Linked DNA regions of Homo sapiens: region 1 is linked to region 2. The links are chromatin contacts, found by POLR2A ChIA-PET in ENCODE. All regions are on one chromosome and are shown on one strand. Each heading gives the region's core, a stretch centred on a gene start or an enhancer-like site at or near the end of the contact. The rest is flanking DNA. Distances are from core to core; before and after follow the strand shown.

Region 1 (4,568 bases), core at 50-2,549, about 28 Mb after region 2:
TCATCTTAGATATTCCCCTGCTGTGTCTCTGTCTACCTATAGAGGCCTCATAACAAACACAGAAAGCCTTAGACTTCTTATACTTCTTATTTCAGAGAAATACTCTGCTGAATATTGCCTTGCTTTGTTTTGCTATGGAGATAAATCCTTCAGGTTTTCCCAATGGTATTCTGCCCATTAGCTGTGAAGCACAAGAACCTACAGTCTCATAAAGCCTCCCCTATTTCTTATTTGCATTCATTTTTAAGCTATTTGGATATAATAAATATAAAATTTCTACAGTCCTAAGAAGTTTGATCACCCCATTCTCAGTATCACCCCCTCACCCTGAAAGTTGGTAAGACTGAATATTAAATGTTATTTAAAATGAATTTGAAAACAGGATTACTAGTTGAGGAGAGAATGTGAACTCGCCACCAAGTACAGCTTAACATGGACCATTTTGGCCCAATACTCATTGTCTTCTTGTTTTACTTTGAAAAAGCTCAAGCCTTTTTTTCCCCTTCTATCTCCTTTAGATCTTATGACCATTGTCCTCTGGACACAGGCCAAATCCTCTAATATCACTTTATGATGAAAGTCTGGCCAGTGCTAAGTATAGAAGAAAATGACTTTGTGCTGTCATCGGCATTGTCTCCTGTTTAATTGTCTCCTAGCCTGTATCCAGTGGACAAAGTGACATGAAATATTTGCTTGTGGAGAGAACTCATCCTGAATTCTCTTGCCTCATTCTTTCCCTTCCTGTTATAGCAGAGCTCCCATTCTAGACTATATGAGATTTACCTCATCATCATATCTTGCACTTGCATTTGTTTGTATAGCACTATTTCTTTTTTGCCAACCAAGGTGATTTCATGTTTATTTGTATATGTTGTCTATAAATGAGCTTGACATCCCACCAGCTTGAGCCATTAGGGTTAGCATTGATTTGCTTCCTTTGGTATCATTTCTCCTTTCAGTAAAATTGCCTGTCACTAGAACCTGAGGGCATAGACCTCTGTGGTCTTTTGGTTTCTATTTTTAGGAGAGTGGTGCTCCTCAGGGAGCTATCTGAGCTGGATTTGATGAGAAGCTAAGAATGAGTGCTTGCTGGAGGTAATTTCGTTATCAAAACTCAGGGTCATGTGCTTGGAAGTTAGCAGCCAGAAAAAAAAATAAAATAAAAAATGCCAAGGCTAATAGGACAACAAAGTACATGCAGAAATGCAGATATTAATGCGGGGCTGCCGTGAGCAGTAGGCCGTAAGAAAGCTTGACAAGAAGCATTTCTCCAGTTCCTGTTTACCATCTAAACTGGAGCATTACAGCATTTGCTGCATGTGGGAGATGGAGAATGAGAGTGCTCAGTTAAAGTTGCCACCAAAGAAAGCCTCATTAACACCCTAACTGATTTCCCCAGCTTCCAGAAAATCTTTCTGTTGGAATTCAGCATCTCAGCTGTAAGACTGCCAAGTAGAAGTGCAGAAATGCAGTTTGCTGTCTGCGGAGCCGCAGGTGGACTTTGAGCACATTCTAAGACAAAAATCTGGCCAGACCTTAATAGGCCAGGGCTTTCCGCTGATTTGCCCCTCTCCTGCTAACTGCTGAATAATGTTCCTCCCCTTCACCACATGTGCCCCTGAGCTCCTCACCACACCTTCAGCTCCTGGGAGAGATCCCAGGGCAGACCTGACATCCTCATTCCTGGCTCCTTATTCCAGATTGGAATCTGGAACTTTGACACACACACACACACACACACACACACACACACACACACACACACCTTCTCAGCACCTAGTCACACCCTACAAGTCTTGTCCTTTTTGCTCCTGTCAGGCAGGCAGCCACCCCCAGTATGACAAGGATATTCTCACATGGGGATTATCAGGAAGCCCCGTCAGGAAGGGTAGGGCAGCATCAAGCTGTGAGTCGGAGAGGAAGATCAGGGACCCAGGTCCTACCTTACAGACCCCCTACCCCATCTGTGCCTCTGTGGTGTCTTAGCATCCACCCATTTTTCCCCAGCCTTAGGACTCTGCTCTCTGCTATCAGTCACCAGACAGGCCAGACATGGCCCTGCTGGAGAGGAGGCTTTCGGGCTACCCTCTGGCCTTTGTTGGACAGCAGGCTTGAGGAAATGGGCAAAAGCATTGATCAGTTGTGCATCCTTGGGCTCCTTCACTCACTGTCCTTCAGGTGTTGGGAATGTTGTAAAGCCAGCAGCAAGATTAGAAATTTTCATGCACTATTCCTCCTTAGCTGCCCAGGATGTTACATCCGTTGTGGCTTTTACTGTACAAGAAAGAGAAACCCCAAGTTAGACTTGTTCATACAAAAGAGATTTTTTTGTTGGCTCACATAACTGGAACAAAGTTTTGATTTAGCAGTTCAGTGATGTCAAGAACCTATTTTCTAGCTTGGGCAACATCGTGAGACTGAGACTCTATATATACAAAAAGTAAAAAAGAATTAGCCTGGCATGGTGGTGTGTACCTGTAGTCCCAGCTACTCAGGAGGCTTAGGCGGGAGGATGTCTTGAGCCCAGGAATTTGAGGCTGCATTGAGCTATGATTGTGCTACTGCACTTCAGCCTGGAAATAGAGCAAGACTTTGTCTCTTAAAACAAAAAAAAAAGGCCCCATTTTCTGCCTTCTGTGATTGAGCTTCATCCTGAATTGGCGTCTCTGATGTTGATAAAATTCTACAGCAATTCTAGACTTCATATCCACCATACACTGTCCAGAAGGAGAGAGAGAACTGGCTTCTTGTAGTTGTGTCAGAGAAGCAAGTGACTTTTTCCAGAAGCCCCCAACACATTTCTGATGCCTCAGTGACCAGCTTATTGGCTATGGCATCTGCTGTGATGATTGGCTTAGGCTTGGGTTGCCTAAACTCGTCACTCTGTGGCAAGGGGGTATGGGATTTCTGTGATTTATTTAAAATGATCAGGATTGCTACCCAGGGAGAGAGAAATGGACATGCTGTTGGGTCAGCCACGATGTCTACTACACAGGTCTCCTCTTGTGGTGTTTTTTTTTTTTTTTTTTTTTTTAAACTGAGTTTCTCTAATTTGGTGACTGGCTATGGTATGTAGTAAATGGGGCCCTGTATATGGGATTGCCAACCCCTGATGACAAATGTCAGATGCTATCAGGGAGAGCAAGAACACAGATTTTGTGAACCACAGTAGCACTGCAGATCACAAAGGGATTCTCAGAGGTCGATAAAGCATCACCAAGGTACTAGAAGGTTTGGTAAGTTGAACAATGAGAATAAGAAGTAGAGCAAATTAATTATAGACAGCTCTTCAATCTATGGTAATTACATGCTCCGATAAAACACTGAAGTCCAATATAATTTGTATTTAAAAACTGTTTAATAAGGCCATATGTTTCTGCAAAGAATGGCCTTACATTTCATAACTATGACCTTAATCACCATATTTGATTAATTATTTTATCTATTTTAATGGAAATAAATGGGCTGTGGATAATGTAAAGCTTTGGAAGCTGCACACAAATAAATGAAATGGGGCAATCAGTCATAGAGAGTTTCATTTAGTTTTCTCTAGATGAGTGCTCCAGGAGGATGGCTGTCTAGAGCAGGGGAAGGGTCTGGGGCAACATTCAGAAGGCTGGTGAAAATGAAAGTCACAGTGACACAAGAAAACACCATCTTGTGGTAAGTCAGTTGGAGCAGAAGAGGTAGCCATTTATCTTTTAGATGAAATCTGTGGCTGGAGTATCGGATTCCAAACTCCACAGCGTTGTCCCTAGCCAGCCAATCTTCCCCACCACATGAAATGTGTGGAAATATACGCACAGGGGGCCAGCCAGAGCAGAGGAACCCTTTATTACCAGGGGGGCTTTCACCCAGACCCTAACAAGGAACTTGAGTGAGCTAGACTGCCCATGTGGGTCACAGAAATTCGATTCAGGAACATTGGGCTAGGCTGCAGAGGACCACTGTGCCCAAAGGCATGCCCTGCTCCCGGGAGGCTGGTTGCAGAAAGGAGCTCTGAGCTCCTGAGGCCACCATGGAGGTCCTGGAGATTTAATTCTATTAATAGTTCCTCTTAAGATACTCACCATATCAACTTGCTGGGCCTGTTTTCTCATTTGTGAACAAGTTTGAGGAATGGGGAGATTGAATAAGACAACCTCGAAACCTTCCTTTGAGCATTAGCTTTCCGATTCTTGGGTTCTGGGCAGGGTGTGGCAGGAAGTGTCATGGAGAGCTGAGGTGGGGGTAGGGGTGGGGACTTTGGTCCTCCATATCCGGACATATGAACAGACAGGTGATGGCACAGTTTCTGTGGTATGTGCTGCAGATGTCTTAAATAGCCACCAAGTGGCTGGACTGGCTGAGTGGCGGTTTGAATTGCACCAAGTTGAGTATTTTTAGTTGGATACCACAGATAGTGCATTTATGGCCTTAGTTCACCGAATAGAGGGGTCGTTTCCTTTGCCGAACCAGAATTGGATGTTGGCTGCCAGGCTTGTGTTCTGGGACATCCAGATGTCGGGGTATTGTGGGAGCGGTGCACATGAAGGAAGCTCAGTGACTCCTGGCAGGTACTTCTGTTA
Region 2 (4,836 bases), core at 1,393-3,892:
AAATGACGCTGAAAATACTCAGGCCCCATATTGGCCTTATTCTATCAACAGACTTTAATATTTTTCTCAGAAATTAGATGAGGGCATTATATTCCAAATAAAATTCTCAAATAATACAGTAAATAGAATTTTCTAAAAAATACCATTTATGACTTCTCTCTCTATATATAACATCTCAAGCACTAGAATTAACAAATGCAGAATTAATGTACATTTGTCACCTGACAAAATCTTATGTAATCTGTTTATTCTCCAGAATAATCACCACAAGTGCCATTTTGCAGGTTTTAATATTTGTTAAAAGGCATTTTTTTTTAAAAAGTTTGTATCATCTCTTCCAACAATCTGTCATTACTTTAAGAATATACCACTTTCCTTTTTCCTTTCTTACTAGATTCCAAGTTTTATATTAATGTATCCTTGATGCATGTTTCCTTTTAAGCCTGGGTCATATCTCTTGTGTGACCTTCCCAATAGTTCTTTGTACAGAAGCTATTAAGTTCATATCAGAAGAAAAACATTTCTAAAGTTAGGATATTCCTAATTATTTTTATTTTCGAAACTTACTGCTATTGGTTAGTATTAGCAGAAAAAGTAGAATATAGAATTTTTTATAAATTGAAGCTACTAAGACTTGATAGGGTCTATCTTTTCTCATAATGATAATTGATAATAAACTAAGTATAAAGTGGTTATTATTCGACTAGCAACTTCCAATTCACTCATGTTAAAGGAAACCCTATTCCTATTTTAAAAACCTCATAAACTTTAGGAAAGAATACTGAAAATTGAGTATGCTTTCTATAATTTTGCCACGCTAGATTAAAAAATAGCTTCTTATGTTTAATATATTGTTTTCCTCTAGCAAGTTTCAGTAATGAAAAGGGTTTTTTTTTCAACTAAAAATGTTTAAATTTAGAATACTTAATTTTAAAATAATGCTCTGATCATAAGTATCTATAAAAATGCCTATTATTTATAATACTTACGTCTGTGGAAGCTCGAAGCTGAATGCATATTCATGCCTTCCTGAATGAATAGTGTGGAAGCCTTCTTCGGAATTATCATCATCTAAAACAAACATAAAAAGAAAACAAAGAATTTATTATTCAACATTTACATACTCCGCAGGGTGGCATAACTTTAAAGATGCTTACATAACAATTAAGACCACAAAACAAGCTTTGGAGTCTGAGAGATCTGAGTTCTAATTCTAACTTCATCATTTCCTCTGGACAAAATAAAAATCCTGTCGTCAGCTGCCTTATCTGTAAAATGGGGATAATGAATACTCACACCCCACAGGCTTTTTATTTTTTCTAATGGAAAATGACCCAAACTGCAAAGCATCTGTTTATAAAATAGTATATATACTCAAAAGGCTCGGGTCTCACATCATGGTAAGACAATGCTATCCTTTGTCTCCAACGGTTTGCTTAAATTTATCACATTAAGACTATAATGTATCAAAGAAAAACTGTTCATGCAACCCTCTTAAAATATGTCAGTTTATAGGGAATAATAATACCAGATGTGAATAGAATAGATACTCCAAAACCACTAGAAAACCTTGTCAAATAGACGGAGTAAAAAAAAAAAAAAAAAAAGCCACACATTGATTTTAATGTCAGATTTATAACTAAAAATAATTATTTATTGAACTAAAAATAATTATTTATTGATCTAAAATGATCACAACACTCAGTTGGTCCTAGCAACGACTAAAACTTGCATAAACTATACCTTAGATAATTACAAAGAACCGCATTTAGGTGGTGTCGGCTTATAAGGAAACAATATTTTCCAACATCCTTGAAAAAAATGAAGTCTAACTATTAATAGTTTCCAGTTTCTATAAAAAAGGGATGACCTTTCATTTTACAACCAATTTTTTTGGTGAAATTATTTTTTTTCAAGTGGCATGAAAATAAATATAATCGAAAATATGGGAGGGGGTTCTAGATCATTAAAGTGCCTATTTAGCGTTTTAAATAATTACAGAAATATCTTTTAAAGTTTTCTTGGTGTAGAAACCTTTACGATTAGCCCCCAGAGTAGAAAAAACTGGCACATTATTTAACTTTCCTTCAGCAAAGTATTGGATATACACAAAAAACGTGATGCCTCCCTGATATTAAACGAGAAAAAGGGGGAAAAAAGCATGTATACGTCGATACTTTCATTTAAAAATCATGGTGATTCGCTTATGTCTCCATACAATTTTCCTCGTCCCCTGTGCAAATTCCCCTGAACGGATTTCAGAACCAAAAACTAGCTGATGAGCTGGGGGCCATTTAAATTCGCTCCCCTCGAAGGCGCCCGAAGTTCGCCTTCCTTTCCCTTTCTTCCCTCTTCGCTCCCTTTTTGTGCCAGCTCAGCAGTCTCATTGAAGCGAGCGGCGGCGGCCGCGCCGTGGTAAACAAGTGCCGGGCTGTCAATCAAGAACTAGACCGGAGCAGGAGAGGACCGGCCTAAACCGGCGCGAGCAGATCCCAGCCGGCCTGCCCGCGCGCCGCCGCCGCCGCCGCTGCCGCCCGCGCGCCCCGCTATACATACGGCATACGTCGCGCGGCGCTCGCGCCCGTGCCCGCGCAACCTAGCCTGCTGGCCGGGGGGCGGGGCGAGCGAGCCGCGGCGCTTCCGCTTTACACGCCCCAGCCGGCGACCGGTTCCATCTGGCTCGGGCCACTCTGACACCTTTAGTTTCGGCAAGGGATATTGGGGTGGCGAAGGGGAGGCGGGGGCCCGAAGGCTTCGGAAAACGATGGGGGAGGGGGCAGAGGATACCCGTCGAAGCCCCCCCCTCCCCCAACATTTCGATATTGGAATCACTTTCCTTCTTCCTCGGGCCAGCCTTTGCTCTGTCCCCTCAGGTCAACTCAAGGTAGACAGTGTGGCGACTGGAGAGGTCGGGGAACAAGCTTTGTTTCAGCTAAGGGGAAAACAAGCGTTCACAGGAGTCCCCTGACACCTCCCACTCGGAAGATAGCTAACGGGGGTCCTGCCAACCCTTCCCATCCAACTTCCATCTGAAAAGGATTTTCTGCTAAAGTTGGGTCCATGGCCATCCAGCACCTGTAAGGCCGGCAGGAGCGTCTGCCCTCTACTCAGTTAAAGCCTGAAGTCGTTTCCTTTCGATGGCCCTTAGGAGGCCCAAAAGAGGGGCGACAGAACATGATGTTGACACGGGCTGGGCGCCCCCAGAAGCCCGGGAACAAACGTGAGTACGGGCTGGGTGGGGGTCGCTCTGGAGGAACCTTTACCGGCGCACGCCGGTTTCCTAGCCTCGCCCCAGCCGCGGCGCGAGCTCACTCTCCCCACCCGCCCGCGCCCAATCCAATCAGCGCCTGCCATCGCCTTAGCAACAGGCTAACAAACCTGGCTCCGCCTATCCCGGGCGCCCGGGGCGGGGTCTCAGTTACCAGGCTAGTTTGAGAGCTCCCAGTTTCAAGTCATTGAAACTATTCCAGACTGAGCTCGTCTACGCGTTGCAGGGTTTGGGGGGCATTTTGTTGGGGGTGCAGGGCATTTAGTTTTCTTTACCACGAAATCATGGTGCAACTAATGAAATTATATTTGTCCTCACATCTCGTTGTTCTACTTTTCCCCACTGCAAGTCTTAACCCCTTGAGGAAAAATCTGTTTTCTTTCATCCGTTTCATAAAAGGCTGCAATATTCAGAAAGGTACAAACACAAAGTCATCTATCTGCTTTTCAACAAATACCAAGGCTGTCATTAGGCATTTGCATCTCCTATCAGTGTTAACACTTGGAGAGATTAATTAGTTATTTCAGGATGCAAAGTACCTGTATCTAACTACGAAAATCCTGCTAAAGAACTGAGTTCACCTTAATAGTTTCAAAAATAATGCATTAATACTGTCCCTCAAAGCATCCTTCATTTCTCACTTGCCTTAGTCATCAGCACTTCTCCAGGATGTACGTTTTTAATATAAAAAATAAGGTAAAATATGTCTCTAATTTTTTTTCTGAAAAATCGCCAACATCTGAACTAAATACTGCATTAAAAAGGAGAGGCACAAAAATTACATAACCAGTTTTAACATTATATTCTTCTTGGGCTAGGAATTAAGTCATCGCCACCACCTGACGCGTGTAACCAATCTGCTGAGAGCAGAACAAGCGCCCCTCCTCACCACCCCCCAGAACTGGTCCGAAACAGGATTGAACCGCTTCTAACAAAGGGTGGAAACTTAGAAAAACAAGCCTAGAGTCTCCTATATTTCCACAATGTAACCATTTAAACAATAGATTGGAAATCTCAGGACTCCTTCTCCTTTTGACAACCCTTTATCTCTCTCTTCTAACCAAAAATCAAATCCAGTGTGCCCTATACTTTTCAATTCCATTTGACTGGCATGGGTTTCATTGAATGCACGTTCCAAAGTTAGACATGATGCTCGGAAAAGAAAATTACTGATCCTAAATGGCTTCTAAACCTGACTCGATACCTATCATAATGACAGATAGTCATTCCTTTAAAATAAGGAATGCTGGGTGTAAATTTTTAAAGGAATGGTAAAGAATAGAGAAAAAACACGTGGGGTGTTGATACCATATGTCAAAATAAGCCACAGAAATCTTTTATGAAAGAACAGTCATCAATTATTTAAAGTCTTTTGCATTCCAATATTAAAAATGAAACACACCCATTAAGTCTCTTAAAAATGTTATTACATTTCTTGATCGAAGTTCAGTTTTTACATCTTAGGTTGCAAGTAAAAGGGCAAAAATCTAAGACTGCAGCTTTTACCAATTCATTTGAAAATATATTAGTAAAACGACTGAATTGGATTCAAACAGAATTTATAAGTA

What was found. ChIA-PET counts read pairs that join two places held with the same protein, here RNA polymerase II (POLR2A).
Region 1: POLR2A ChIA-PET joins it to region 2 with 13 read pairs in activated CD4-positive, alpha-beta T cell. The contact joins the enhancer-like site here to the promoter of ARRDC3-AS1 in region 2. POLR2A ChIA-PET finds 5 or more read pairs at or near these places in 2 of 52 experiments (OCI-LY7 and activated CD4-positive, alpha-beta T cell).

The regions. Positions count from the first base shown.
Region 1 is chr5:119,336,447-119,341,014 of GRCh38, forward strand. LOC102723444 (a long non-coding RNA gene) reads right to left here. Exons shown (of 5, transcript XR_007058912.1): 5 at 3,340-4,568. It also overlaps a transcript of TNFAIP8 not described here. Among named protein-coding and RNA genes, the nearest start is that of TNFAIP8, 17 kb to the right of the region's middle. RefSeq lists enhancers at 3,759-3,898, 4,049-4,178, 4,439-4,568. Within about 2 kb of position 1,300, at least 5 of the 41 ENCODE cell types and tissues checked have a DNase peak (open chromatin) inside an H3K27ac peak, as active enhancers do; they include OCI-LY7, where a contact is called at or near this core.
Region 2 is chr5:91,377,705-91,382,540 of GRCh38, forward strand. ARRDC3-AS1 (ARRDC3 antisense RNA 1) reads left to right here and starts at 2,643. Exons shown (of 3, transcript NR_027435.1): 1 at 2,643-3,220. ARRDC3 (arrestin domain containing 3) reads right to left here. Exons shown (of 8, transcript NM_020801.4): 2 at 990-1,071. RefSeq lists silencers at 2,505-2,684, 3,305-3,374.